Regions from separate parts of the Homo sapiens genome. Here region 1 is linked to region 2. A link is a loop called in an ENCODE intact Hi-C map of the cell type or tissue named here. Cell type or tissue: chondrocyte. All regions are shown on one strand. Each heading gives the region's core, and the rest is flanking DNA. Links, peaks and the distances in the headings are about the cores only.

Evidence for each region. Peaks named below come from ENCODE experiments on the same cell type or tissue, not always from the same donor. Only the 100,000 strongest peaks of a DNase experiment are listed, where the experiment ranks them.
Region 1: a loop joins it to region 2, with 4 times the contacts of the local background. A loop is called at or near these places in 4 of 110 quality-filtered maps.

What each region holds. Positions count from the first base shown.
Region 1 is chr15:98,170,843-98,187,079 of GRCh38, reverse strand. No RefSeq gene overlaps it. Among named protein-coding and RNA genes, the nearest start is that of LINC01582, 90 kb to the right of the region's middle. RefSeq lists an enhancer at 7,661-8,860. In chondrocyte, for the core only: CTCF peaks have their summits at 8,700 and 8,923; no DNase peak of the experiment used is centred there.
Region 2 is chr15:97,754,076-97,770,312 of GRCh38, reverse strand. All of the region lies in intron 1 of LINC00923 (long intergenic non-protein coding RNA 923), which reads left to right. Among named protein-coding and RNA genes, the nearest start is that of LINC00923, 110 kb to the left of the region's middle. In chondrocyte, for the core only: no CTCF peak of the experiment used is centred there; no DNase peak of the experiment used is centred there.

The sequences.
Region 1 (16,237 bases), core at 6,865-11,864, 410 kb before region 2:
ATATTTAATTCTGCTTCTGTTACCCAGACACAGCAGATATGGTGCCTCAGACCTCAGAATTAACAGCTAAACATTTAGTAAGGAAAGCTTCCTAAACTCTGCACCAGGGGTTGAAATGCAAAGAAAAAAATAAGTTAAATCAGAGTTTTAAAGAATATCACATAGGAAGCCAACAGTAGCTTTGCTGAATTTGAATAGGTGTGTTAAAAAAAAATCAACCAAATTCCATCAGTTTGGATACATGCTGGCAATTATATGGGTATCATTAAAACTGTGGAAATCCCCACGTAGAATTGCTGCTTGTCCTCATTCACTTTCATGCACACTGTCAGGAGGGGCAAAAATGCTTGGGAGTGTTCAATGTACTAGGGGTTATCAGAGCATGCAATTTGGAGTAAGACACTCTTGAATTCAATACCTGGTACTCTGACCACTTGCCTGACCAACCTCAATGTGCTTATCTATAATGTGGGTATAATCATAGTAATAATATAATAAGCTCCCTGAGCAATTATGAAGCTTAAATGACAGCATGTGTTCAAATCACTCAGTACACAGAAAGTCCTAATTGCTGAATTGGCAATGCCTCCTAACCCTAGGTGCCTCATGATATTTTCCTGGTTAGCTGTGCTTAGGTACATTGTCATTAACCTAAATATTCATGTTTGTGAAACAAATTATATCATCCGAATTGATGCTTACAGTAATCCTGTGACATAGAGAATGGTCTGATTTATTTCCATCCAGTAAATCAAGGTGCTCCCTGCGTGGTATTGAAGTATGACGCTAGGATTCTTTACTTAGTCCTCTTTCTGCCACCCTCTGTTCATGTCCAGGACTTACCTGTGCTGCTCCAGAAGCTGGGATTGCCACAGAACAGAGATTGCATAAGCTAAACTCTTCTAGGAACCAAAGCAGAAGCTCATCAAGAGAGTTACCACATTTTTCAGACGTGGATTGTTGTCTGAGAGTGTTTAGGAGGTAAAACAAGTGCAAGTTGCCTCACAAGGTCAATTGATAGTTATAGCTGGTGGCAGAGAATCAGATAATGTTGCTTTTCCTTTGAATTGTACTTTTCTTCCAACTGTCCCGCATGGTTCACAATCTACAGTTGTGGGGTGATCTCATTTATAATTCCAATACATGATGAAGTTTGTATTGTTATCTGCTGATCCACAGAAAAAGCAAATTAACTGAAGGCCTAATAAAAGGTAACTTGGCTGGGTACAGTGGCTCATCCCTATAATCCCAGCACTTTGGGAGGCCAAGGTGGGAGGATTGCTTGAGTCCGGGAGTTTGAGACCAGCCTGGGCAACCTAGGGAGATTCTGTCTCTACAAAAAATTAAAAAAAAAAAAAAAAAGCCAGGCATGGTGTCATGTACCTGTGGTCCCAGCTACTTGAGAGGTGGGAGCATTGCTTGAGCCCAGGAGGTCGAGGCTACAGTGAGCTACGATTGTACGACTGAACTCCAGCCTGGGCAACAGAGTAAGACCCTGTTTCAAAAAAAAAAAAGAAAAAAGGCAATTCAAGCTACACATAGTGGCTCCCTTCCAAAGAATATGTTATGAAAAGAGGGAAAAAATGAGAGTGGGGAAACCTGAAAACTCTGCCTCAAGGCCAGCATCCATGGTGATAAGCCATGCTGATAGTGCGTACCCTTGATATGATGTCATGAGAATGGGATTTTACCTCTGTGCTCTTCTTCCACAAAACAAATAACCTCTATCTAATCGTGAGGAAAATAGCAGAAGCATTCCAACAGAGGGACATTCTACAACACCCCTGACCAGTACTCTTCAAAACTGTCAAAGTCATAAGAAATAAGGAAAGTCTTGAGACACTGTCATAGCCCAGAGGACCTGAAGGAGACATAACAGCTAAATGAAATGTGGTGTCCTGGATGGGATCCTAGACCAGAAAATAGACACTAGGTAAAAATGAAGGAAATTAGCATGAAGGATTGACCTTAATTGATCATTATGTATCCATATTGGTTAATTAATGATGACAACTGTGCCCTACCAACAGAAAACATTAACAATAGGGGTAACTGTGGATAGGGTGCATGGGAACTCTTCGTACTATCTGAAGTTTTTCTTTAAATTAAAGCTATTTTATAATTAAAAATATATTTTTAAAAAGGCAATTGAGCCTAGAGGCTTGCTTTATTAATTTATTTTCAAGACTCAAATTAAAAGCTATAATTATGAATATAAAACTATTGGGAAATAAAGAATTTAATATATAGCCCTTGATTATATTCTGTTGACAGTCCAGGGGAAGAGATGGCAGCAAGGGGGATGTGTAAAATGAAAGGGAAGTCAAAGGTCTTATAGAGAAGACAGGAGTATGAGACTGAGACCAATTCAGGGGCACAGAGGGAAAGAGATATGCCAATCACAAATGCAAAATCTAAACAGGCATTGGACACGGGCTCAGACACCGATTCCAACATGTAAAAGAGTAACATAAAAAGCTATAGAAAATGCAATGTGGAGGCAGCATTATTTCCATTTTGTGTCTACTCTGTTCGTGCTACTCAAGCCCAGGTTCCCACTGAGGTTATTTTTTTTTTAATTTTTTTTTTAGACAGAGTCTCCCTCTATCACCCAGGCTGGAATGCAGTGGTGCGATCTCGGCTCACTGCAACCTCCACCTCCCAGGCTCAAGCGATTTTCCTCCCTCAGTCTCCTGAGTAGCTGGGATTACAGGCATGCGCCACCACACCTGGCTAATTTTTGTATTTTTAGTAGAGATGGGGTTTCACCATGTTGGCCAGGCTGGTCTCAAACTCCTGGCCTCAAGTGGTCCACCTGCTTTGGCTTCACAAAGTACTGGGATTATAGGCGTGAGCCACCACACCCAGCCGCTCCATGACATTTCATAGCTGTAGTCAAAATCCTTACTGGCCATGAAGCTGAGGGTTGTTGTTCCAGTGGCCAGAAGTTTTCTAATTCTGCATTGCATAAGCCCTTTACAAATAATGCTTTATAGAATAATTTAAACATTCATTTGAATAAACACAACTTACAACAACTTTATAACAAAAACAATAATAAAACTGGAATCTCAACTGTTGTCTAACAAAATTAAAGGGAAATAAGAAATGAGCACTCTCATGCTACAAGAACAGACTACTGAAAACCTCAGCTTATGCACATAGTATTTTAAAGTTGGAAGGGACCTTAGCTGTAATATTTAGCTTGCAGTCTTGGTAGTGTCAGGAACATATGTTAAATTGGAATACCGGGTGCCTGAGTGTTTCAATGCCTCTGGGCTCCCTTCACCTTTCATTAGGAACAAGGTAGCACACTTTTCATTATCTGCCGGGGCCTCAGTACGACTAGAACTAGTAACAGACAAAAATGTCAACAGGCTTGCATTTGAATTTGTCTTTTTAGGCAGTGGTTTTATAGATTAATCATTGAAAATGACTCTTGCTTATCTATGACATGTGCTCTCAAAATATTTTGTATTTGAACACTTTCATGGATGCTATTTAGTTTGTATTTTTCTTTTTTTCTGAGAAAAGAAACATATGCCCTTCCTATGACATTTCTATGAATTTTCAGCTGCTAAATCATACTGTTGAATGGAATAACTTTTTTCTAAATATTTTTCTAAGCGTGCTTTAACTTCCCTTCTCTTTGGATCAATTCCTGGCTTGTTACATAGCATTGATGCCAAGTACTTATTTTATTTTATTCTAAGTTAGTTTCTCTATGTTTTGGATTCTATGTTTTCTTTCATTCTCTCTGGGAATGTTTTATTTTCTTTGAGTATACTATATTTTCAAGTAATTTTAAAAGCTTTTGTGTTTTCTGCATGCCTAAAAATTTTATTTCACTCATTCCTGACTGATAGTTTGAATAGATATAGAATTCTGGTTTAAACTAACGTTCTTTCATAACTGTTAAGACATGACTTCATTATTTTATAGCAGTTAATTTTCCGATAAATCTGATGCCAATCTGATTCTAGTGTCTTTATAAATATATGTTTCCATCTCTCTTATATATTGAAGACAGTTTCTTTATTCTGGGATTCTAGATTTCTTTACACTTTTTCATTTATCCTGCTTAGCATTAGATGGACTCTTCCAATTAGAAAGTTCAAGTTTCTTTGATAATTTTGTAGGTTTTGATGAATTTTTTCTCTCTAACTTTAAAAGAGGTGGCTATTAATCTTCATGGATGGATCTTCTATTTTGTTTCTTTTCCTTTTCTTTATCTTTGGACCCATTTTATGAAGATTTCTTAGAGTTTATATTCTAATCCTACATTTATTTTGTTATATTCAGTCATGATATTTTTAATTTTCAAGAACTCACTTAATCCCTGAATGTTTCTGCTTTTGTTTCATAGATTCAAGAAGTTTGGTTGTTTTTCCCTGGGGATACTAACAGCTCTCTTCTGTTTCCTGAAATCTTCCCCTTGGGGTTAAATGCTGGACATTTGTTCATCTTAGCTCTTCTCTTTCACGCTAATTGCTTTGTTTATAGACCCTCTGATTCTTGGCCATCCGTTCAAATTTATAAATAAAAAAACATGCTGGTGAGCACAGTCCTCTGGCTTGGCTTTCCTGTGATACTGAACATTTCTATTCCTGTACACAGGTGTCTTTTTCTGTTCAGGCTGCCTTTAAAAAATGCCCTACACTGGGTAATTTATAAACAACAGGATATATTGCTCACAGTTCTAGAGGCTGGGAAGTCTAAGATCAAAGTCAGCTGATTTGGTGTCTGGTGAAGGCTTGTTCATCATAGATGGCACCTTCTTGCTGTGTCTTCAGATAGTGGAAGGAGTGAACAGGCTTCCTCAGCCTCTTTCATAGGACAGGGCTCTCATGGCCTAATCACCTCCCAAAGGCATTACCTCTTAATACTATTGCATTGAAGATTAGGTTTCATTATAGGAATGTTGGGAGGATACAAACATTCGGGTCATAGCAACAGGTCAATATGACAAAAGAACAGCTTCTCTTGGGGTATGTGGGGTTGAAGGAGGAGACACATTCTTCCAAACACCCTCCATGCTGCAAAATGGGGAGCTTTGCAGCAGAGACGCATCGCCCATCCCAGGAACAATCATTCTCTCCTGGTCACTCACTCACTTGCTATTAGGGTACAGTCCCCTGGTATTAGTCTGGAAGTCATGAACCCTGATTCCAGTGGCCCAGAAATTGAGCAGGAAAGTCTCAGTGTTTGAGGGGGGCACTGAACCACCAGCCCCTGCCCATGTGCCCCTTTTCTCTCCTGTTCCTTGAGTTTCCATTCCAGGAAAAGTGGCTTTAACCTCTCCTCTAGTCTTTCCATGTGCCAATTAGGACAACAGCATTTTCCACTGTAAATTTTGTTTTATCAATATCTAATTTAATTAATTTAATTTCTGTTCTCCAGATTTTTAAAAAACTTAACTTATTTATGTTATGCTGACCTCCCTATTGTTCCACCCTTATTTTCTTTTTCTTTTCTTCTTCTTTTTTTTTTTTTAGACTGAGTTTTGCTCTTGTCACCCAGGCTGGAGTGGTGCAATGGCACGATCTCGGCTCACTTTAACATCTGCCTCCTGGGTTCAAAGATTCTCCTGCCTCAGCCTCCCAAGTAGCTGGGATTACAAGCATGCACCACCACACCTAGCTAATTTTTTATATTTTTAGTAGAGATGGGGTTTCACCGTGTGGGCCAGGCTGATATCGAACTCCTCAGCCTACCAAAGTGCTAGGATTATAGGCATGAGCCACCACACCTGGCCCACTCTTAACAGTCTTGGATAAATTTCCTTCCCTACATCTATACTGTATTTTCAATGGAAGATTTCGAGGAAGAGAATGTAAATGGGTGTGTTCAATCCACCATCTGGAACCAGAAACCCTTTTAATTCATTCTTAGTAGTACAGTTATCATTAAAGCATATGACTCTCCTTGGCCTATGACTGAGAAAATGAAACATGGGTGAACTGGATACTTTAGTTAAGAGAAAATTCTTACTGTACAGTGGTTAAAAGAGTATGTTTAATTCCAGGTCCACCACTCCCTAAGCTAAGTGTTTCCTAAAAGTTTCTGCCTCTCTTTCCTTATTCACACAATCATGAATAACAGTACCTCCCTCAAGGGATGGTGTGAGGGTTGTAAGAAGGCCTAGTGCCTGGCACAAAGCAAACTCTCAACAGATGCTCACTCTGTAAGTGTCTTCTCCACTGGGATTCTGCTGTAGTTTTGTTGAAAATGTGCAGCGTTTTCTGATAGAAAGGTTGTTTATATCCCTTTTGATATTCTTCCAATAAATAATCATACAGCGCTAATATGAAAAATGGTATAATAGGTTGGACACAGTGGCTCACACCTGTAATCCCAGCACTTTGGGAGGCAGAGGTGGAAGGAATGTGTGAAGCAGGAGTTTGGTACCATCCTGAGCAACACAGTGAAACCTCGTCTCTACAAAAAATTTAAAAAAAAATTATCTAGGTGCAGTGACATGCTCCTGTAGTCCCAGCTAGTCAGGAGGCTGAGGTGGAAGGATCCCTTGAGCCCAGGAATAAAAGGGTGCAGTGAGTGATGATTGTGCCACTGCACTCCAGCCTGGGCAACAGAGTGAGACTCTGTCTCTAAAGAAAAGGTATAATAAGTCACTGAGATAGAAGTGAAGCAAGAGCAAGGCTGGAAGGAACCTTAGAGCCTATCATATGCACACACCTCATTTCACCCTTGGAGCAAGGGCTAGTAGGTGGTGAGCAGTGGAGCCCTAGTCCATATCTAGGTCACCTGATGCTCATGGGCTCTTCCAGGGCACCTCCTGTTTGGCAGGCATTTTTTGGGTGCCCTCTCAACAGAAAGGTACTTCTACTATCTCTGCTTTATGGAGAGAAAGCTTAGGCTCAGAGTTGAGTGGAGTGGAGAAGCCCCCTCTGTGGGGCTGGGTTCCAAAGTTAGCATACAAAGCAAAAACTCCATGTAGTCCAGTCAGCCGAAATTCCTTCATGGAGTTGCTGCTTTGGAGACCAACATATAGGTTGCCCATAACACAACATATTTGCTCTCTCAACTTGGAATAAACCATTATTTCTTCAACTGAGCTCCAGATAAAGCAATTGACTACTTTCAATTAGAAGGGCACGACCTACGAAAAACCCTGAGATCTGTGCAGAGGACGACAGAGTCCCATTTCCATCTCCTTCTTCCTCTGGGACGATCGCTTCCTAAGTGTACTGATGGGCAGCATTTCCTTCCATTTTTAAATTCTTTCTTTTCCTTTCACAGAGGCCTTGAGTTGAACTTGTGAAGTTCAACTAGCCTAGGATGCAACCACGACGTTATTTGAAGGAACCACAGGCCGGGCGCGGTGGCTCATGCCTGTAATTCTAGCACTTTGGGAGGCTGAGGAGGGTGGATCGCTCGAGGTCAGGAGTTTGAGACCAGCTTGGGCAAGATGATAAAACCCTGTCTCTACTAAAATACAAGAAATTAGTTGGGTGTGGTGGCATGCACCTGTAATCCCAGCTACTGGGGAGGCTGAGGCAGGAGAATCACTTGATCCTGGGAGGCGGAGGTTGCAGTGAGCCGAGATTGCACCACTGTACTCCAGCCTGGGTGACAGAGCGAGACTCCATCTCAAAAAAAAAAAAAAAAAAAGAAAGAAAGAAAGAAAGAACCACATGGCTGATGTGGGGAGAGTTGGGTTGCACCCTAAGCCAAGGACAATCCTTTTTCATGGATTCTTTCCTACTGTCCCGACACAGTCCTCTAGTTCATCACGCCAGGCTGATTTAGTTCAGCTTGACATGCAACACACGAGACTTCTGTTTTCTAGAATAAATCTCCAGACATTTTATGAACCAATAATGTCCAAAGAGTACATGGGCTCTTTTGCGGCTTGGTAATTACCACTGACCTCTTTCCTGGACCCTTCTCCATAAAGAGGCCACCTCCTTGGGGCAGCTCCGCCCTCCCCTTTTCTCCAAGGCCGTAGGTGGAACAAGTAAGTTCCTAATTAGCCAGCCCGCGCAGGGAAGCTTGGTGTCAGGTTTTCAGGTCAGCCTTTGATGCAGGGGTAACCAGGGGAAGTGACGCATCAACTTTGATTAAAGAGCTATGATGAACCAAGATAAAAATTGACATTTAATTTCTCTCAGACTCGACTAATCTTGCAGACCAAAATTAAAGGTGAATTGTCTTCTCTTTTGGTTTGTGGGGTGAGGAATAGACTCACAGAAGTGATAAACTTGACAAAAATTTGCTATAATTTTGTTCTCAAATCATTGCTATTTAATTAAACAAAGCCTCCCGTCATGAATTTGTGGAGATGCAAAGTCTCCTACTTTTTTCAACCAAATCTGTAATATTCTTCCAGCACTCAGAAACACTCAAAGTCCGTTCACCCCAGCTGCCAGCTGGGGAACTCCATCCAAGAAGGATCCTAACCACTTCGTAAGCATCTCATTTACTGCCATGCTTACCTCCCTCTAAGCCAGTGGAAAGATGATCCGTGAAGCTTAAAAACAAACAAACAAACAAAAACCCATTCAACAGCAACACATTTAGAATAACAATATGTTCTGAAAACCACCACAACATGTGTGATTTTTTTTTCTAATTAAACTGACACCCCACTTTGAAAAAAAAACAAAAGAAAGAAGGGAAAACAGCTTCAAGTGATAATTGTCTTTTCTTTGATTGTCAAAAGTGATATAAAAAAAGGAAAAAAGTAACTTACCAGTTAGTAAACTAGAACACTATTAATTATTCTTGGAACATACACCACATTGACCTGAAAGTTTCCAAGGTGGAGTGATTTACAACAGCAGTGAATCCTCTCGTTCTATTGCGAATGGTCCTCAGACAGAGCTCGCTCAGGAAGAGGACTGACGAGGAGGCTTTCCCGGAGAAGTAGCAGAAGTAGCAGGCTTTTATCAGTAGATGGGGGTAGAGCAACACAGATGGAGCCTTGGTGTGCAGCTAGTCCTGAAAGTTTGTCCGTGAAGGTATGTGCACAAGCTTCATTGGGCACTATAGCAGGGAAGAATGCAAAGACAGAGGTTGAGATCAGATAACATAATCTTTCAAGTCCGCGTCACACTGGAGTACATGAGATCACAGGCAAATTCAAAAAACGATTTCCTGCCAAGCTCTACATTTCATTTTGCAAGCCTTTATTTAGGTAGGAAATGATACAATTATTATTTTTAGTTTTATTTCTCACTATTCTATTATGAACCCTTTCTTTTTCCATTCTTTCTCTTGTCTTATTCTTTGCTTCTTTTCTATAGTCTACAATTCCTTCTGTAGCCATCACATCTCTTTTTTGAATGGGGTGAAGTATAACTGAATACATTTTTTAAAGCTGTAAATGTTCTTGTAGAGTGTAGGGTTATGACAACTTTTCTCTAAAGTATGGAAGGAAAGGAAGTCATAGGCTTTCTTGTACAACTTGTCTATTTCCTTTAGAAGGAAATTAGATACATTGAATAGGCATGGAGGCTGAAATATATTCTAGTACTGGCTTGGTAGATAAAATATATTCTAGCATGGATATTGCATAATAGAAGCAATAACAAAATCTACAATAAAGTCAAATGTTGAGCTTGATCATGTGCCTCATCTGCTGGCATATTTGTGAATATTCGAGAGTTAAATGATTGATTGATTGATCATTTATTTCCAAATCCCCATTCCTCACTTCCATTGCCTCCTCCCACTCTTCCCTTACAGCAACCATGCTAAGATATTATATATATATAATAAATATAATATACAATATCCTATATATATCTGTTTATTAGCATGTATTGCTGAAAAATGTATATGTATTGTTTGTTTGTGGGTATGCTTTCTAATTTGCATAAACAGTATTCGGCTGTTGATCTCATTCTGTTTCTTTTTCTTCCCCACTCAGTATGAGTGCCTTAAAGATCTATTCATGTTGCTGCATGTGCCTCCTGTCTCTTGCTTCCAGTGGTGGCAGAGTATTTTATCCCACACATGATGCTTTCCGACTCCCACAAGAGTAGCCACCTAGACTGTCTCTGGTTCTCCAGATCCCAAACAGTGCGGTGGGAAGATTCTTACCCATATCTCCTTGAGCATTTGTGGGAGGTTCTTGGTGATCTGAACCTGACCACCAGATTCCTGTGTCATAGGACATAGGTGTGGCGAATCTGATGGCTCTCCATGATGACCACACCACTTTATATTCCCACCGGCAGAGCCTGATCCTCTCTCCATGTCCCAGACTTGGTGTTGTCTAAAGAACAAGGACATTCTCTCCATTTGTCAGATCTTCTTTTAGATTTCTTGTTAGAGTTTAAAAATATTATTTCTATTTAAAAATAGTAATTTTGTGTATTCCTTTAGTCAATTCCCAGATATTTTATAATGTTTGTAGCTATCATGACTTTCGTAAAGTTGTATCTTCTAGTTGTGTATTGCTTGTGTGGAAAAATGCTGTTAATTTTTTTGTGTGATTTTGTATTTCGCTTTCTTCCTGAACAATACTAGTGATCCTAATAGTCTATCTGTTGATTCTGTTGTATTTTATTCATAAGGAATATGTTGCCTGGAGATAATGACAGTTTGCCTTTTTGTCCTAACATCCTTCTCGTTTATGTATCATTTTTTAAAACATATGCTAGGACCTCTAGTACCATAAGCAATAGTAGTAATAATAATTCTTGTCTTATTTTTAATTTTAAAAAGTCCAGTTTTTCCATTAATTATAATGTTTGCTATAGGCTTTGGTACATACTTTTTGTCAATTCAAGGAAGTTTCTTTCCTTTCTATTTATAGTGTACTAAAATGCGTGTTCTGTATCTATTGAGATGATCACATGACTCTTCTCCTTCAGTCTATTAATGTGGTACATTACATGCATAGATTTCCCAGATGTTGATCTGCTCTTACATTCCTGGGAAGGATGTTGTTTTGATGACAGCAAAGCTGAATGACTCTTAGAAGAGGCCCTCAGGGTTAAATTTCTCTGACATACTGTGCCAGCGTATTCTGCAAATTATATACACGTATATCTTATACATATTTACTTATTCAATTAATGTTTTTCAAGTACTCTGTATTATACCCTGGACCAGATATGGGGATACGTTTTCCATTTCACCAATATTCAGAGAAAAATTTGGCCTTAAAGTAGTCAGTGGTTTCCCATGGCCATTAAACAAGACCATGGAGAAGCAACAAGGCCACTGTTGATTTTTGTCTTTGTCATGAAAGGCCTATTGTCGCTTCTGTCTGTCATTTGGGGGCTGCGTGGGACACAGGTATTAGGAGCTGAATAAACCCCTGTGCATCTGACTTGGGCTTCCACCTAGTTTCACAACTGATAGTATGTGGATTTGCTTGATTCATTAAGATTTTTAAAATACAGTCTTTACTTGTTTATTGCTGTGTTGCTTTCATCATCTTGACACAGTCATAAACCAATTAGAATGATAAACAAGCACTTGGTAAAATAAGTGTTTTGAAATCCCAACTGACAATGACTGAAACAAGGAAAATATAACTCATTCCCCTATGATTTTGTTGTGAGAAAAGCTCTAAACTTAATACGAACTACATACTTGAAGGAAGCAGGGTTGCATCCTGAAAGAGATTCCAACTTGGAATATGAGCATTGAGTTGTAGATACAGATTGTGCAGTAACTAAGTGCACACACAGAAGTATCAGATTGCATATTGTCAGGGTGGTCTTCATCCTGAAAATAGGTTTGGGAGGAAATAATAACTTAGGGTACCTGAGATGAAGTAATTGGATTTTCTGATTTCTCCTCTCACCTAATTGGATGTGCAAATGATCTGTCTGCACAATGAGCTCATGCCCATGGCTGTTCTTGCCTGCATTTATATGCGGCGAGTGTGTGCATGTGTATGAATTTACACCAAATCATACAGGCTTTATTCTCCTGCAGTGAGATCTCAGCACCCCAGAACAAAAAGAAAAATGGCTTCTTAATCATGATGGTCTTTGTAACATTCCCTTGCAGTTTTCTGGTAGTTTTATTTGACCTGTCATAAAAGCAGAGGACAGAGATGAGGCAGTGTGTATTAAAGTGGGGATGTCACAGGAGCCTTTGCTGTGAACTGGTGTATGCGCTGCACTCAGCAGGGGCCACTTCCTTATGTATAACTGTAATATTTTTCCTGTGTGTGTTTCCCACATCCAGCATTTCAGGCATTGATTTCATTTCAGCCACTCTCCCATTGTGAGGCTGCTAAGTATAGGCTAGACTCTGATCTTATGGGAAAAATCTCTCTATGGTCCAGAATCCATTTAGGGATTAGCCTCTCAACAAATGTCATTCCAGATTTCTATGTAAACTCAACTAAACTAAAGAATAAGTTTGCCTTATTGATCTGTGCTTATTCTTTCCTTTTCCACTTTACGATGGCTGCAGCTTTGGGAAGATCTAACCAAGCCTGAAGGGCAAGGGTGAGGGGAGTCAGAGAGGCTTCTTGGAAATGCAAGCTTCTATCTGAGTATTAGAGGTGGAACCGGGGTTGGTCTAGGAAGAAGGAGAAAAGGTGCTGCAGGCAGAGAAGATAACAAGGTCAAAGGCTTAAAGATGTGACAGCAGGTGGCACCTGGGAGACATGAAGGCAGCAGCACAACAGACAGATGGGAGGCGGGGGAATGTAGGAGAAATGGGGCAGGCATATCATGACCTCAGCATAAGCTTTTATCCTCATTGCCTCGGGAAGCCATGGCAGTGCCTTAAGCCCTGTCCCTGTCTTCATATGCCCTTTTGCTCTCATAGCTTTTTGTCCTGTGGATCTTCTGATTGGCTTCTCTCTTTATAGCAAGTTAACATAAAGTCAATTCCTCCTTAAAAAAGAAGCATCTGGGCTGGGCACGGTGGCTCATGTCTGTAATTCCAGCACTTTGGGAGACCGAGGAGTGCGGATCACTTCATGTCAGGAGTTCGAGACCAGCCTGGCCAACATGGCGAAATCCTGTCTCTACTAAAAATACAAAAATTAACTGGGCTTGTTGGAGAGTACCTGTAATCCCAGCTACTCAGGAGGCTGAGGCAGGAGAATTGTTTGAACCCAGGAGGAGGAGGTTGCAGTGAGCTGAGATCATGCCACTGTACTCCAGCCTGGATGATAGCGCAAGACTCTGTCTCAAAAAAAAAAAAAAAAAAGCATGCAATAGCATGCAACAGTAGCCTTAAATGCATTATTAAAGTAATAAATACCACTGTGATCCTCAAGTTAATAACTTACTAAAGGTACAGGATTTTAAAACCCTCAGGCTGTTGGTTTTCAATTGAATTCTTGACACCAGCAGTTATGGTGACAGTGTCACACCATGAGAGGGTCACTAAAGAGTTAACCCTGTGAGAAAGGCGGCAGCTTTTACCTTCGAACTTTATGCTAATTTAATTCTTCTACCTAAGTACTCAGAGTATACTCACGGTGGTGGCACCAACTTTTGGTTTGTTTGAGTTTTTATCGCTTATAGAGTGTGGTAATATGATGGCAAAAGCATTGAATTACAAACAGCATTAGGTTCTTTGGAAAAAGACAATAGGGAAAGAGAAACCAATATTTACCGAACACCTACTATGTGCCAGGTGCTGCAGGGTCACTTTCTACACATTATCTCATTTAATAGTCACTGCGGTCTTGTGAGGAATTGGGTTATCTTCCCTCATTTCTGGCTTAGGAAACTGAGAGGTAAGGGACTTGCTTAACTTTAAACGATGAAGAGACACACAGTCTGTTTCCAAAGTGTGCACTCGTTCTCTCACACTAAGCTGAATGACACTGGTGTGCTTTTTGGTTTCTTTTTCTAATTTGTTCCAGACCAATTTTGAAAACGATACACATCTTATAAAATACACACACACGCGCACACACACACACACACACACACACACTGCACTCTGGACACTTGTAGAGAGTCCCCCCACCCCCCCAGTCTTCAGTTGTGATTTGTCAGAATATATGTGTGAGGAGAGTGCATGGGGCTTTGGAAAGAGAAACCCAAAATGCTCATTGGAGGCCAGAATCCTGTCCTATTCATCTTTGTCTCCCTAGAGCCTAGCTGGGCGCCTGTCACCTAGTGGCTGGGAATGTTTGTTGAAAGTTTGAGAGGAAGCAGGAGAGAAGGAAGGAGAAAGAGTAAAAACAGAGAGGGTGGAAGCAACAGAAAGAGGGAAAAGGAGAAAATTAGGAAAGTGTGAGACCCAGGAAAGTTAGAAGAGAGGAAGATAATTAAAACAAACAAACAAACAAACAAACAAACAAAACTACAGCCTGTAAGAAGACCACTGCAGCTGAGCACTTGGTGAGACACTTCTTGCTGCCTGGCGGAGCTGAAATCAGATGCCTGACATCATCCATGAGACAAGACCAGAACATCTGGACGAGATGGAGTAACGCAGGCTTCATTGATTCTCTCACCTCAAAAAAGAAAGAGAAAATATATGAAATAATGGTTTTCAAGATATTGGGCATTAGGCAATGAAGGGCAGTGGTCTCTGAGAGAAAGGATGAATCTAGGTGAATTGTCCCTAGCTCGTGGCCTGGAGAGAGTTTCTGGGCTGTAGTGCGGGGAGAGGAAATCCAAGGAGTGCCCAGAGACCTCCCTGAGATGAGGAGAGAGAAATAGCATAGGTAATAAAATTACTAGACCAGGATATTTAAAGTTATTTTAATGTATTCTGTATATTCAACAGGCTACAAGAAACACTGAACATACTAAGTAAAGACATAGAATACATAAAAAGGCCCACAGTGTCCAAGGTGAAAAATGCACTGGTTGGGATAACCATTAGAAGAAACGATTTGTGAGCTTGAAGACTTAGCAATAATAACTGTCTAAAATGAAATGGAAAAAAAAAACCCTGGAAAAAAACCCAGTTAACTTTGGGGCAACTTCACATGGTATAATAATCAAGTAATTGAAGAGGAGGAAGGAGAGATGACAGCAAAGATACTGGAATAAACAACGGCCCCAAAATTTCCAAATTTCATGAAAATTGTAAACCCACAAGTCAAGAATCTAGGCAAACTATAAACAAAAGAGACATACAGAAAATTACACCAAAGTGCATCATAATCAAATTGTTCAAAACCAGTGATAAAGAAAAATTCTAAAAGCAGCCAGATATTTTAAAAAAACACATTAGGTAGGTACAGAAAAACAAAGATAGAAATAACAGATTTCTCATCAGAAAGAATGCACATCAGAGGACAGTGGAAAATATTTTTAAAGTACTGATAGACCATCCTGTCAAGCTAGCAAAATATCTTTCAAAAACAAAGATACAATTTAAAAAATTTAGACATGGAAACACTAAAATAATTCATCACTAGCAGAACTTCATTACAAGAAATATTAAAGATTATCATTCAGTCAGAAGAAAAATGATCCCTGATGGAAATATGGATCCACACGAAGGAATGAAGAAGCTCCAGAAATGGTAACTATGGGGACAAATTTAAAAAGGTTTTTATCATTGAAATATCTTTAAAAGATATTTGACCATTAAAAAATGACCCATCTATTGTGGAGTTCATAACATGTGTAGAAATAAATGTATGGCAAAATAGTACAAATGGAGAATGGAAGAATACAATTTTAAAGGAAATGGAAGAATACAATCTTAAAGTTCTTACACACTAGTGACACAAAAAAATGGAAAAAGATATACCATGCTAACATTCACTTGACAAAAAAAGTAGAGTGGCTACATTAATGTTAGACAAAGTAGGTTTCAGAGCAAAAATATATTATTACAGATAAAAGATTGTTTCATAATAATAAAATGGTTAATCTATGAAAGGGCCAACTTTCTTAAATATCTGCGTGCCTAATAACAGAGTTTCAAAATAGAGTCATGCATTGTCTAATGATGGGAATATGTTCTGAGAAATGCACTGTTAGGCGATTTTATTTCATCATTGTGTGAATATCCTACAGTACAATTACACAAACTAGACGGTATAGACTACTACACGTTCAGGCTATATGGTATAGCCTATTGTCCGTAGGCTACAAAGCTGTATGTCATGTTACTGTCCTGAATACTGAAGGCAATTAGAACACAATAGTAAGTATTTGTGTATCTAGAGATATCTGAATATGGAACAGGCACAGAAAACATATGGTACGGTATAAAAGATAAAAAGTGGTACACCTGTCTAGGGCACTTACCATGAATGGAGCTTGCAGGACTGGAATTTGCTCTGGGCAGTCAGTGAGTGGTGAGTGAATGTGAAGGC
Region 2 (16,237 bases), core at 5,007-10,006:
TGGTCTCTTTATTGTCCTCTCTCTTCTTCCCCAAACCGTTCTCTGCTCACATCCATTGTTTTTATTTTTCCACTGCTTGAACCCATTTAATGGTTTTGCCTTACTTTTTTTTTTAATTTTTTCTGAGACAGAGTCTCACTCTGTCACTCAGGCTGGAGTACAATGGGGCTATCTTGGCTCATTGCAACCTCCGCCTCCCAGGTTCAAGCGATTCTCCTGCCTCAGCTTCCCGAGCAGCTAGGATTACAGGTGCCCACCACCATGCCCAGCTAATTTTTGTATTTTTATTAGAGATGAGATTTCATCATGTTTTTCAGGCTGGTCTCGAACTCCTGACCTCGTGATCCACCTACCTCGGCCTCCCAAAGTGCTGGGATTACAGGCGTGAGCCACCGCACCCGGCCACATTTTTTAAATAAAATTTTTTTTTGTTACAGGATTGTCTAGATGAGAAAAGTTGCAGAGATAGTTTGGTGAGTTTCCTTATACCCTGTACCCAGTTTGCTCTATTTTTAACAACTTACATAATTATATTTTTCACAACTAATGAACTAATGCTGATATATTCAGATTTCATTACTTTTTGCCCAATGTCATTTTTCCGTTCTAGGATCCGTCCAGAACCCCACATTGCATTTAGTCATCTTATATCTTAATCTCTTCTGGACTCTGGTAGTTTCTCAGAATACCAGAGTGTTTTCTGATGACCTTGATGACAGTCTTGAGGCATAGTGGCCAGATATTTTGTAGAATTTGAGCTTAAGTTAAATTTGAGTTTATCTGATGTGTTCTCATGGTTAGTCTTGAGTTATGAATTTTTTGCGAGGAAGATCACAGAGGTGAAGTAATCTTATCATCACATCTTATCAAGGGTTCCTAATGTTAACATGACACGCCACCAATGATGTTAACTTTGATCACCCTGCTGAGGTAGTGTTTTCCCACTTTCTGCAGTGTAAAGCTACTACCCCCTCATACTTTTCTCTTTATAAGCAAGCTACAAAGTGCACCCAAACTTAACAAGCAGCAAATTAAGCTCCACCTTTTCATGGAAGGAATAGGTACATAGATTATTTGAAATTCTTCTATATGGAAGGTTTGTTACTTCTCTCCCTTTTGTTTATTTACTTAATCATTTATTTATATACATGTGGATTCTTGGATGTTTATTTCATACCTTTTTAGATTATAATCTTCAAGTAATCTACATTTTTAATCTTGTTGCTCAAATTATTCTAGCATTACTGAGAACCCTTTCATTTGGCTCCTATGTCCCTTTGACACACCCTCATCATTTTCTTTTTTGAGAACTTCTTTATTTATGGGACTGCAAATGCTCTAGGGTCATCTTGTACGGTCCCTGCTCCAGCCCTGGAATGAGTCATTTCTCCAAACCACCCTGCGTCATTTTGCTGGGAAATACTATACAAAGTCACAATCTGGGCACCCATCACATTTTGAATTAGATTCAAACTCCATTTCTTAGCTTACAAGACCTTGAAGTATTTAGTCCCATTCTGTTCTAGAAACAAGGCTTCGGTTAGTTCCTAAACCATCTCACTCTCCTTTCTGCCACAGGACATTTGCCCTTGTTCCATCTGTCTATGATGTTCTTCACTAGGCTCTTTACAGGACTGGCTCCTTGCAAGGTAAAGGTATTTACTTTTAAATAAATCCTCCCCTAATATCCTGTTGAAAGTAGCTCTTCACCTTCATTTTCTATCACAGAAGGTGTTTTTTTTTTTAATAATCACAAATATCATTACTTCATTTACTTACTTGTTTATTTGCTTAATGTCTATCCCCACATTAGGAAGTGAGCTTCATGAGTTCAAGTACCTTCTCGGTTTTACTCTTTGTGTTTTCCTAGCATCTATTATAGAGAAGATAATAAATAAGTGCTAATTAAAAGGCTTAGTCCCTCTCTTTACTGCCTCTGATGTGGATGTTATCTATGTGTTCGCATGCTTACTCTTCCTGCAACCCTTTTTTATTTTCTCTGCCTCCCATGATTGCGTAAATCTGACTTTATAGAGGCCACTTTGTTTTTAAATTATATTTAGGATTGCCAAGTAGCTTGAAATTTATTTTCCTGATCTTACAGCAAAATATTTTCAGAGCTTTGTGATTTTTTCCCCCTAGTTTATTTCTTTTGTTCTGAATCATTTCCTGTAGCACTGATAAGGATTTTGTGTTTTGTTTTGGTTTCTAGTATAGAATGAAGAAAGATTTTTAGGTTCTTAGTATTATGCTTTGTAAAAGATTGTGATTGTAGTTGATCCTACTCTTAGCAATTTGGGTGCCAATCATTGTCCTTTTCAGATCTATATTTCAAGAATGAGTTGACATGTACTATGACAAATTAGTTTCTATTTCTGCACAACAACTTACTACCAAATTCGTGGCTCAAAACAATGCACATTTACTATCTCACAATTGCCATGAATCTGGATACAGCTTAGCTGTGTCCTCTGTTCAGTGTCTCAGAAGGTCGCAGTCAAGGTGATGGCTGGGCTGCAGTCTCATAGGGAGGAATTCATTTCCAAGCTCATCCAGGTTGGTGGCAGAGTCTATTTCTCGTATGGCTGAGATCCCTGCCTTTTTACTGACTAGAGGCTAAAAACTGCCCGTAGGTTCTAGAGCCTGCCTCCTCGTCTCTACCTACTACCCTGTGGTTTCTTGCCATGTGACCCTCTCCGTAGTTCAAAACATGACTTTTTGCTTCTTCAAGGTCACCAGCAGCATCTTTCTCTCTCAACTCTATTCTTCTCAGAGCGTACCCCCTGCTGCCCCCAGCCATACACACCAGACAATCTCATAAGTTAATCTGAGGAATGACATCTTTTCTTTCACCTTTGCCGTATTGGATAGAAGCAAGTCATAGGTTCCACCTGCACTCTAGGAAAGAGGAATATAAAAAGGCATGACCCTTTGGGAGGTCACCTTAAACCCATGATTCACGGAATGACCAGTCTGTCTTAGCTCTTTGACTGACCTGGAAGTCACTCTACCACAACTGCCTGGTTATCTGTCATTCTGAATAGATAAAGTTCATGTTCTCTCTCTTTCTCTGTCCTTTTCTATCCCATTTTTATTTTTATTTATTTATTTATTTTTATTTATTTATTTTTTTTGAGACGGAGTCTTGCCCCATCGCCCAGGCTAGAGTGCAGTGGCGCGATCTCAGCTCACTGCAACCTCCGACTTCCGGGTTCACGCCATTCTCCTGCCTCAGCCTCCTGAGTAGCTGGGACTACAGGTACTCAACCACCACGCCCGGCTAATTTTTTATATTTTTAGTAGAGACGGGGTTTCACCGTGTTGGCCAGGATGGTCTTGATCTCCTGACCTCGTGATCCGCCCTCCTTGGCCTCCCAAAGTGCTGGGATTACAGGCATGACCCACCACGCCCAGCCCCCATTTTTATTTGGTCAAACTATACTCCCTAGAAAGCAATTCTTTTATTACGTTTTAGTTTTTGATTGATATGGGAATAGCATTAGTGGTGATGGACTCAGAAGAAGAATTGACTCTAGAGGCCACCACAAGCACACAGGAAAGGGATGATCACTGAGTGATCTAGGAACATTTTTTTACTTCTGAGTCCTCCTATTTCAGTCAGAAACAACTGTGACAGGGGCTGCTAATACAATATCACATTAAACACAAAATCAAGAAGCACGTATTTTTATTTATTCTCTACACCCCTGTTAAGGGATAGATGGTGTCTTTCTAGGTCTGTTGTCCAAGGATTTGTTGACAAGAGTTTATGCTTCTTTCTCCAGCCCTAATGATTCTTTTATAATTTATGCCTATCTGGAAGTCACAGTTGCCTCACAGTGACGGCAGTCGCTAATGATCCATTTACATGTGTGCTGTTACAACATCGTCAGTGCCTACTGTGTATCAGCTCCTCTGTTGGGGGAACAAAGTCGATGAAGAGACTATGATCTCAATAAATCCCTAATCTGGTGGAGAAGGAAGACTTATGAACAAAAAAGATAACAGAGAAGCTGAGTACAAGTTCTGCAGAGGACAGCAGAAAAAGGAATGTTCTTACGGGATATGGGGAACCAGGGATGTCTCTCAGGGCATGTGATGTCTGACTTGGGTTTTGAAGAAGAGAAGATCACTGAGAAGTCAGAAACCAGAAGAATATTCCAGGTGGGGAAACATAGAGAACTTACGGGCTAAATCCAAGGGTGGTTGCACCAATGTCACAGCTCTGATGGCTCTTTAAAAGTAAAATTAAAAACAGATATTTTAATAAGTCTTTTAGAGGAAGATTCCCATTTGTATTAGTTTTCTAGGGCTACCGTTACAAAGTACCACAAACTGGTGGCTTGGACCACAAAAATCTGTTGCGTAGTTCTGGAGGCCGGAAGTCCAAGATTATGAGAAGCTGGTTCGATCTGAGGGCTGTGAGGTCTGTTCCAGCTGTCTCTCCTTGGCTTGTAGAGGGCTGTCCTTACACTGTGTATTGTCATATTGTTTTCCCTCTATGTATGTCTCTGTCCAAATTTCCCTTATAAGGGCAATAGTTATATTGGATTGGAAGCCATCCTAATGACCTCATTTTTACTTAGTTACATCTGCTAAGGCCCTGTCTCTAAATAAGGTGACATTCTGGGATCCTGGGAGCTATGACTCCAATACATCTTTTTGAGAAGGTACAATTTAACCCATAACACTGCTGTAGAGGGCTTGAGACAATACCACATCAAGAGGAGGCCTCAAAGGACTTGAGATGGCTGGGGTATTGGAGAAATTCAAGGCAAGGGTAGCTTATAGGAACTCAGTGGATGCTAAACTAGTGCTGGTGTTGGAGCAAATGCAGGAGGCCTTTTTTCACTGCTTGGTTGCAACATTGCAGGGCCTGGCACATTCTAGAGACCCATGTCTATTGAATGAGCAAATAAATGAATAATAACAGATATCACTGGCAGCCAGTGGGGCTCCCTGCTGCCTTGGCCACTAAGTTCCTGGTCCTGAAGCTGGCACTGAGGAAAGGGGTGATATTGGTTCATGAATTTATTTCCCATGGTGCTGTTTCAACCAGGCACCCTGGGCTCCTTCCAATCTTCCAAACTCTCCTTGTGCCAGGAGTATCCGATGCTCAGTATACTTCCCAACTCTTTTGTGCTCAACCAATTCCTCTTCACCCTTAAGGCTCTGTCATCGGTCTTAAAATGTCTTCAACTACTTATAGTCCTTCTGTGTGCTCTCTTTTATTCCTAATTATTTTGTGTGAGACTCTTGCGTGCTTATTTAGGCATGAGCTGATAGAAGACACTGGTTTTCTTATATTTTCTCATCACTATTACTACCACCACTCCTTCTCTTCCTGCTCCTACTCCTTCTATTACTACTGCTACCACCACCACCAATACTGTCAATGGCAAGAATAGCAATGACTAATATTTGTTGCATATTTTCAGGACACCAGACACCATGCCAGATTATCTTTAACCCTGACAAAACTCTTCATGATTGACAAAAGGACATTAGTGAAATGGAAGTATTTACATATAACTCCCAAGTAAGAATTGAGCTCAAATCTGTCTGATTCCAAAGTCCATGTGGTTAACCTTCATACATGCTCGCTGGCCACTAGTAACATCAATTGGTACAGCTGTTCTTATAATTCTTACTATTACTTTTACCTCCCTGCAGCTCTCCGAGTTTACTTTGATATATTTCTTGTGACCCATTACTTTAATTTCACAATGATTTCAGGAATAATTATCCCTCATGAGGGAGTGAAAACCAGAGGCCATACCTTTGACAGTTCTCTAGAACAAATTATGGCTAATGATGGGAAGAGTCTCGTCTGTGGACAATTCAGATGTTTCAACTCTAGGATATATGATTTGGGATAAGAAACTGCTGGATAACTGCTGGCATTTTCATTTTGAAAAGTGGCGAAATAAACTTCAATATTTTAGTGTCTGTTAGAACCTCAGGAACAAGACCCATCATAAGGCAAGTACAGGACAGTCCCTAATTCAGGTGGGGCCTTAACTTTAGACTTGTGGGGTGATTTCCATATAAGATCATACCTACAGTCACAGATATATTGATAAGGTTCATGAGAAATGTTATCATTTTACTTAATTTTTAAATGTAAACTATTAATATTTGTTATAATTTTTATAAATCTATTTTGGCATTTCTCAATTAAAAAATTAAAAAGAATTAAAGTGTCCTAGGTCTTACTTGACCACTAAGAAGCCCTGAGGAGGGAGTCTAGGGAAGTCTTGCTCTTGGCCTGACCCCTGCAGAAAGGTCACTGGGCAAAGATGTTCGGTTTTGGGTTTTGGGTTATTTCTGCTGTAATGTGAGTTGATCTTTCCAGTTCTCTAGGGAGAGGAAAAGTCTTGGGTTTTCTGGCAGAAAGAGACTTTGAGAGCATAGAGTCCGACTACCTCATTCTCAGACATGCAATCTGCGGCTGCACAGCATTTGGGCCTTGTCCGCTCCCACACACTCTTGGTTGTAGGTTAGCCCTAGTCAGTCCTGGGCTGCTGTCCTGCTGTCACTCTGCCTTCTTGAGTTTCAGGGTTCAGAACTCAGACTAACTCTATACCCCATTTATGGACTTCTTTGTGGGCTGAGGTGGAGTGGGGTGCAGTAAACACATGGACCAAGGGAGCCGGAGAGGAGTTTCAGGCAGTAGCGCTTCTGAGGGCCAGTCCTCCCAGGACAGCTGATGGAGATGTATAGGTGGAGTCTTTCCCACTGGTCAAAGACAACGGTGCTCAGACTGTGGCCGTCTGTTCTTGTGGCAGATAATGGCAACACTGGTGGATAGAGCCCTCAGAGGATCACTCTGACCTTGAATCTAGCCAGGTAAGCTACTCCAGCCTCAGTTTCTGTATCCGTCCGTTGGGAATAATGGACTCAACCAGTTATTGTGAGGATAAACCGAGATAAAGCATACACTACATGGGGCCAAATAATATTCGGTTCCTTTCTCCTCAACTTCCTGGGTGTAGATTATAGTGGGAACCCTTTCTGAAGTAAAATGAAATCTATTCTAGTAACAAATGGTTACAACCAATAGCAAAGACTTCAGTCTTACCAATTTGAGACGCACGCGGCCATTTTTTCTTTTATATGTTATCATGCCACCATTTTTTTCTTTTGTATGTTACCTATGTCATCCAAATCCAGGAAAAGTCAAGAAATCACGGCTACTGTAGTTGAAACCTTAAATTAAAAATAATGACAAAATATAATCCTCAAATAATCATAGTTTTCTTATGATGCACCCGAACCTTAAAAAATAAATGTAGTCTTGACCTTCAACAAGCAGGGCTCATGGGTGCTGTATTTTTGTCTCCCATTTACCTTTAAATCCACTCTGCATAGTTCATCTGTGGTTCATCCATGATTTTGCTTATCGCTGTTAGTTTCTGCAACCACTAGAGTCACAAAAGCACTACGTCAATTTAATTATTTAAATGTCCAGTCCTGTTAATCATGAGAAAATATTCTTTCTTCAGCATTCCTCTCCTCTTCTATCTCTGTCTCACTTCATGCTGACCACTGACCAGATGGCCGGGAGGTCGGGCCGACTTCCTTCTCATCCCACGAGATTCTCTGTGCTTCCTCCTCCCTGTAGCTCAGAATGGTTATGAGGCTGACAGGATTGGAGTCATAGCAAGGAAAAGAATTAAGACCAACAGAAAAACCGGTGGGTTTTTTTTAAGAGCTGGGGTCTCATTCTGTCACCCAGGCTAGTGTGCACTGGTGCAGTCGTGACTCACTGCAGCCTCTACCTCCTGGGATCAAGGGATACTTTTCAGCTTCCTGAGTAGTTGGGAATACAGGTGCACACCACCACACCTGGCTAGTTTTACAGGTGACTTCTTACCTGACTGTTACTGACCTGGTCACCCAGCTCTGTACTCTCTGATCTTGGCATATATTTAAAATATTCTATTCTGAGATTATCCTCTATCTATCTATCTATCTATCTATCTATCTATCTATCTATCTATCTATCTCACACACACACAGTGACACACACACGCACACACACACACATCTCTGAGCCCCTCTCACCAATTGTTCTCTCTTGGTGGGTTTAATAACCCCCTGCTTCAACTGATCACTTGTGACTTCCTCGCTGCTTCCGACCACTTTCTACTGAAGTTCTCTTCTTTCCTGGTGACCCTCTGTCATGTATCTAAGGCAAGCCTAGACCTTTATCCTGTGTGGATCACAGCTGGACAACAGGAAATATCAAGGATTCATTCTCCTAACAAACTCTGGGGTGCAAGTCTGTGCCCACATAGCATCAGCCACTCCCATGTTCCGCCATCAGAGAAACCAGCCTAGGCACTGTGGCCCCAAACAACAGAGACACACATTTAAGCTATCCAGACTCACATTTCAGCTATATGCATTGGGTTACTCAAGCCTCTTTCTCCAGGAGGTAGTGATAAAGGGTTGCCAGGATTGGAGTTGGGGAAACATGCCCATTATTTTTCAATTTCAGATAAATAAGAAAAAAATAGTATAAATGTGTCCCATGCAATATTTGGGACATACTGATACTAAAACAAAATCATTCTTTATCTGAAATTCAAAGTGAATTGGACGTTTTGTGTCTTATCTGCCAAATCTATGGTGGTCAGATTCAGAAATACTCCAGGTCCTTTTATGTCCACGATCTACGTGAAGTATTAAATATTTTGCGACCAATTTTTAGCAAACTTTTTGAAAATGTTCCATCCATTCTGAGATATCGCTTTGGAAGCTGGTATTTATGGTGTCAGGCTATGGCTGAAATTTCTGTTGAAATATCCCACTGCAGTTTTAAGAAAATGCTCTTGCTCACCATTCTCAGCACCCAAACCTCCCCAGCCCTCAGGAAACCTGCATATTTAGGACATGTTGGTTCAAGTTTAACTTAGCCATTATACCAAAGACATCTTTACCTTCATAATTTGGAGACAGATTTCACAGGCAATGCTTATGCTGGAATAGCAACTCATTCGGAGGTGTCGGGATTCCTAATGTGTTAGAAATCACTGCGCTTGATTCCACTTCTGCAGCACAACTGGCTCCTGCCCAGTATTGGAGAACAGGGCGTCTAATTCACAGGGAACTAAGGCCAAGATTTCTACATACGATTGTCTTATGGGGCCAGAGCTTTTTTTTTTTTTCTTTTAAGTGGATGATATATGATACAAATATTGTTCTTAATCAAAAGTATATTAGCAATCTACCACAACTGCAGAGTTACAAGGAAGCAGTACAGCATGTTTGGAGAGGATTATTTTCACAAGAAACACGTATTCATTTCTCTGTCTGCCTTTATCAACATGTATTTATCAAAATATGGAAGCTTGTCCATGGGCCGCATTTTAATTACTCATAGGTTGCCTGAAGACAGCTGCAGTCTAGGAAGGAAGAGAGATTGAAAAGAATAAGGTGCTTTTAAAATTTGGCCATAATTGTAACTAGAGGACTCTGTTGGCTTTATTCCAAAACTCTAAGGAGCTGTCTTCCCCTAGTTTTTTTTCCTATCACTGACGTTTCCCCATGCAGCACTTACACTGGCTCTCATTGACTTAATCAGCTGTTATTATGTATATTTTTATTTTTTCTTTAGTAATATTTTCATAATAAAATTGTATAAATTCATCAGAGGAGATTTGGAACATACACCTATACAAAAAGAGAAAGAAGAATGTCTTGAATCCTACTATAAAGGCATTACCTTTTGGAAGTTCTAGAAATACTATGCATGTTATTTTTAACAAAACAGAAATCATGTGAAATATGCTATTTTGTAAATGACCTTCTTTGCTTAACTATATACCATAACATTCTTTTTATTAAATAAAATATCCATAATGCCATCTTTGGCTGTGGAGTGTGTCATCATAAAGATGCACCACAAATACCCCTTGTTGTTATATCCAACAATGATTATACATACATATTTTTTCTCATTTTTTTATTAAAAAGAAAAAAATGAAGGGAATTAAGAGTCCTGGGGGAAAAACTGGGCTGCAGTGAGGCATGAAGCTCAGGTCTTTATTATACATTCCTTGTCCTATTTGCATATGTATATAGTTTTTCTTACTGTTGAAATCACTGTGAATAATTCCATAGCAAACATTTTTGAATACAAATCTTTCTATAGAGCCGATTGGCGTGTTTTAGTATACAATTTGAACAATGGAATTTTATAGATCAAGGAGAAGCACATTTTGGGCACCTTTGAAGCGTATCACCAAACCGCTTTTTGGAAAAGCCGTAGCATTTCCCTTCCACTGATGTTCTATGAGACTGAATAATTTTCTAGAAAATTTCCTGAACCCTCATGAACATTGAGTGTTACTGCTTTGGAAATAAAAAATAAAATCAAATTTTATTTAGCACATAAAATTTTTCCAACATTTAACAGATAAGCAAAATGGATGGATTTTTTTTTAGCTCTGTTTTATTTATTTGTTGTTGAAAGTTAGGAGGTTCTCAACTTTAGCTTGTTATGCCAAAATTTTGGGCGGCCTCTTATAGACAACCTCTTATTCAAAATATGAGGGATTCTTGTTTGCATGAGTTAAAAAAACTAGGCTTCTTAGAAAAAGTGATATGGAGAGAAGCCGTACATAGGATGCCAATCATTTGTCAAACACTCTGCTAGGCATCTTCCCAAGGAAAATAACCCCATTCCAATTCAACTGCTTCCTTTTTTTTCAAATATGTCTCACAGATTGTGGTTTCCTCCATTAAAGCCACAATTGCTGCTGAGTCACAGTGTATACATAGATGTGTGTGTGTGCATGTTTGCTTGCATTTGTGCATATGTGTGAGCCCGTGTGTGTGTGTGTGTGTGTGCTTGTTTATTGGCTTTTTGGTTCTTTTCATTCTCACTAAAACAAAACAAGACAAATTTGATTTTCTAATGGAAGCCGTGTGGTGTACTTGTACACATTTTGGGCGCCCTGTGTATCTGGGAATGTGTGTGGGGTGTGGAAGAGTGGTTTTCTTTTTTTTTTTTTTTGAGACGGAGTCTTGCTCTGTCACCCAGGCTGGAGTGCAGTGGCGCGATCTCAGCTCACTGCAAGCTCCGCCTCCCGGGCTCACGCCATTCTTCTGCCTCAGCCTCCCGAGTAGCTGGGACTACAGGCACCTGCCACCACGCCCGGCTAATTTTTTGTATTTTTTAGTAGAGACGGGGGTTTCACCATGTTAGCCAGGATGGTCTCGATCTCCTGACCTCGTGATCCACCCGCCTTGGCCTCCCAAAGTGATGGGATAACAGGCATGAGCCACCGCGCCCAGCCGGAGGAGTGGTTTTCATGCCATGTGGTGCCTGTCTTGGAGGAAGCAAGATTCGGGAGACATTAAAGAATGAGCAGCCCTTTGTCTGCTTTTCTGAGTGTTTTGTCTCTGGGCTGTGTCCCCGCAAGTCAGGCATAAACAGTAGGCCCCAAAGTGAGTGGCGACTCCTCAGTAACAAACTTCCACAATGATGCACAGTTAATCAGGATCCCCTTTTGATTTCAAGCACTATTGTTAAAAATTGTTCTCTGTGCTACTTGAATTCCTATTAATCTAAGTTAATTCTTTTGAAACCTTAAATATTGTGGCATCTTAGTGTCATGGTAATCTATTTTTTTCTCTTATAGATGAGGACATAGAAAGATGAACTTAAAGCTGAAAAGTGAACTTAAAGCTGGAAAAAATGAAGCAATCTCAGCTATGATAGCTGTAATAGAAAAATGGAGTTTTCCTCAGTTTTTCTTCCTCAGAATAAATGGGATGATCCTGATGGCTGTTTAAGTGGAGAGGATTTGTTTGGTAAGCACTTCAGGATGAAGATGCATACTTTAATAGATTCCCAGATGAGGAAGCACCTATATCTATGCTTTCCATCTGCTACTTCTTTGGGAAAAAATGGAAGACAGAAATAGCAAAACTTGTAGTCGCTCCAAATACATCCTCAGATAGAGCACAAAATATAATAGACAAAAGCCCTACTAAACCAAGTTTATGTTTAATGAAAGCAAGGGCATAAAAGAAATACATAATGTCTAAAGTAGATACATCAAGAAATAGCAGTACCTGTGCAAACAACATCTTTAGAGATTATAGAAGTAACTGCTGAAAGGGAAAAATCAATGGAGTTAAGAGTTCTAGGGAAAAACCGGGTGTGGTAAAGCAGGAAGCTCAGGTCTTTCTTTCTTAAAATGTGTTTTCATTTATAATTCTATAACATGAAATATGGATTTCAAAACAAAACTTCAATGAAAGAGAATGAGAGATAGAGCAAGAGTAAGAGAGAGAAAGAGAGAGGCTCGGAAAGGTGAATGAATGAGCCTAGGAGTTTGGAGGAACTTGGATGAAGGGGGAAGAAGTAGTACAGTATAAGGAGAACAATGACCTATTACTTGGTTTCATTAGTGCAGGCTCATGATAGGAGACTGAAGCAGGAGAGAGGGGCATATAGCAGAAAACATGGAAACTTCCACCTGCTGTTTCCATTGCATTTTTGCAAGTCTTCCTGTGTGTCAGGTATGGCTGCTGGTGCTGGCCTTGGAGGATCTGCATTGGCTGCGGTCTGCAGTTAGGTCCAGACTGCCAGTCCCAGCGCCTTAGAGACCTCTGGAAATCAGGCGAGGAGACCAGCCGTCTGAGAGAGCTCCACTCTCTGGCTGCCCCTGCCAGAGTGCCCAAATAAGGTATTTTTTGAAATCAGCCTTCATTAGTGCCTGTTTCTCTTATTTCTGGTTCCCATCTATTTTATAACTTTGTTATAAAAATGTGCTGTTCCAGGCCCTAACATTTAGCCAGAGGTTGGAAGTCTTAGCTGGTTCTTATGACATGTATCAGAAGAGGATTGTTTTACTTGTTAGGTGACTTTTGGGTTTTCCTACATCAATGGACTTTTTAAACCATTGAATTTTGTTTTTAGTATTTAAAAACTCATTTATTTTAACGAAATATTGAAATTTTGGTGAATGTTCAATTTGTCTTTTTTTCCTAGTGGGAGAGATATTGACCCCTTTCTCAATGAGCTGTTCTGGATTAAGCAAAAGCTGTCAATATTGGTCCAATTTTCAGGAGTTAAAAATGAGTTATTTGATCCCAGTACATACAGGGTTTTATTAAAACTAAATAACTCTGACCTAAACATCTTCATTCTGGGTTGTGCCAAGGAACAGAAAACGTGGACTGTATACCGGAGCTGTGTCAGTCTGTGCCAGTCCCAGGATGCGCTGAGACAGGCTCAGGGACATGGTGTCACCTGCTTGATGCCTTCACGGCAAAGGGTGGAGCCAGCAGCAGACAGAGGTCCTGGCTCAGCTCAGTGGCTCCAAAAGTTGCTGCAGAGCTTGGGCGGAAGACGCAGGCTCTTTCTCTTCTCTTCTGCTTCCACCTTCTCTTTGATTCAGAATGTGGCTTCCTCCTCAATAGGAAGAATGTCTCTTAGGAGAAGATCTGAAGCCAAGATGGGGGCAGTGGGAAGGGACATTTTGCAAGAGGATTCCTAATTGTCCAAAAGCACTGAGACTCCTGCTAAGATGATGTCCTCTGGGAGCTGAGGGTCCTGCTGGAGGAGAGGATCTCCTTTGCCTACGTGAAGAGCAGAAAGGGCAGAAGATGAGCTTCAGTTGCAAATGACAATTGATTGAATGATTGTATTATTAGAACTGATACTTGTTTCGTGGTTATTTATGTCATAGATTTAATTTGTATCATATATTTGTACTAATTATTTTTATTGATGATAATCATAGGAAGAGCTGTCACATCAAGGTTTTGTCATGTGCTAGGCACTGCACAAAGCACTTGAATGACATCCTTGAAACTTTTCCCATACTGATCATACTGGAGGATGTCCAGAGAAATACAGAAAAGTGGTTTGGAGGGGAGTAGCTGATGGTAAGTTAAATAAATAATAATAAAATTAGCCAGACGTGGTGGTGCATGCCTGTGGTCTCAGCCACTTCGGAGGCTGAGGTGGGAAGATTGCTTGGACCTGAGAGGTCAAGGCTTCAGTGAGCTGTGATCCTGCCACTGCACTCCACCCTGAGCAACAGAGTGAGACTCTGTCTGAAAAATAAATAACTACACAAATAATATTGATCAATAACAGATACAAGACCACTATGAAATTGGAAAAGATAGCAGAATTAGGATACAAATGTATGACAGGCTGGAACCATGAACCATCACCAATAAGAATATATCTTAGATCACTGAATGAATGTATGGATATTTTCTTAGTTTCAAAAATACAACTGCATATGTCTATTAGGGGAGCATAGCTTAGCAGCCAGTAGCACAGATAGAAAGATCTAGGAGATTTCCTGAGTGCAAGTTATTACATGGTGTGTATAGCTGCCAAAATATTGACTGTGACCTTTGGTTGCATTGACAAAGGTAGAGCATGCAAAGGGAGGTGCTCTATCTATTCTGCGGAGTATTTTCTTTCAGATGCAGCATTTAATGAGAAAAGTATGTGAAAGAGTTTGTTCAGAGGACAGCTATCTGGCTTTTGATGGGACTTCAAACCACATCAGATGTGGAGCTAATAAAGAAAGGTAGGCTGCTTAGATTGAAGAAGGGACTGAGCGAATGAGAGGGAGAGAGAAACAGAAACAGAGAGAGAGAGAGAGAGAGAGAGAGACAGTGTGTGTGTGTGTGTGTGTGTGTGTGTGTGTTGGGTGGGTGGGTGGGAAGAGATAGGAAGGGCTTGAGCATTGCCCTCCGAATTCTGAAGAGTTTAAGAGAAAATCAGCATCCTCTTTATACCAGTGGAGGCCAAGGCAAAGCCCAGGAGGTGGTATTTACAGGTAGATCGAGTTCGGTTCAGATTAGGGAAGTATTTTCAAACATTTGGAACAACTGCCAGAGTAATGAGTTGTTCCAGTAGAGCTTTCAAAGTGTTTTCTTTTGAAAATTCCTTAATTTTATAAATTTAAACCTGTACCTTTAAATCATAATATTTGAGCAATGGTCAGTAGATGGCGGTAGGATACCATAGATTTTACCAGTGGCAGCTGGACTTTCACCCTTCAATATGCTGGAAGTAGATGATTTTTTTCTAATTATTATTGGAAGGTGTATCCTAATCTATTGTTCAGAGAGAAATTGCTGATTTGAAAAACAGGAAATAATACTTCCTAATTAAATAGACGATAATGAGTAACAAATACTTTTATGTTGCCTGAATGCTACCATGCTGTTTCTTTATTGGCCTCTAGAAATTTGTGGTAGGAAGTGTGTGTGTGTGTGTGTGTGTGTGTGTGTGTGTGTGTGTGTGTAAATGAAAGGTCTGGTTTGTTTTAAATAATTCCAAAATGTGATATACTAATTTTGTGTAAAATTTTAAAAATACATGACTGAATTGAATAGAAAATATTTCTATGAAGCATTGCATTGAAAAATCTTATTTTCTTCTTTATACTAGCACCTTTTTGTACTTAGACATTATGAATTTTAAAATAAAAGTGTGCATTCTTCATAAATGCGCTGAATTAATTATTTTTTCCTAGTAGTTTGTAAAATAAAGTTTGTTCAGGAATGGTCAGCTTGGGAGATTTTTATCTGTGTGAGATTTTTCTCTCCCTTTGAATTTTTTGGGGAATTTTGTAATAGAGGAAGGGCCTGTATTTTTAGACACACAAGCCTTAATAAATATTCTTTAAAAGTGGATGTATGTCCAAAACATGTGGAAAATAAAACATGTTGATGTTTAATTTGGAAAGAGGAAGATAATGCTGATGCCACCCCTTCCCCACTTTTTTTTGTTTTTCAGAAAGTGTAGCATGATATTCTTGTGTGTTAGGTTCTTAAGTATCTAGCATAGCAACACCTTTTTCCCATCTAACTCTGAGCAGCGTATTTAGGCTGGCTGCCTGTCTAAAAAGTTGTTTGTGGAGAGCAGTTAGTCACAAAAGCACATGTGGGTCCCTTATTCCTCTTCAATTCTAAGCAGTGAATATACCCCGGGCTTCCAGGGAGACAAATTGTTTTAATTTGCTAACATTTTGGGACTCTCCAGGACTGTGAGAAGCTAATTTCCAAGTTTTGGGACACCCCTGATAGAAGCTTAGGCAGACATTTTCTAAGATTATCTCTGAGACAAAAAAAACAGGCAAAATATCAATTTCTGCACGAGTCTCATGCAAACCATACAGTCCATTCAAGCACGTTCTTTTTCCCATTCATTTTCTCTCCCTCTTTCTCTCTCTTTCTCGCTCTCGTT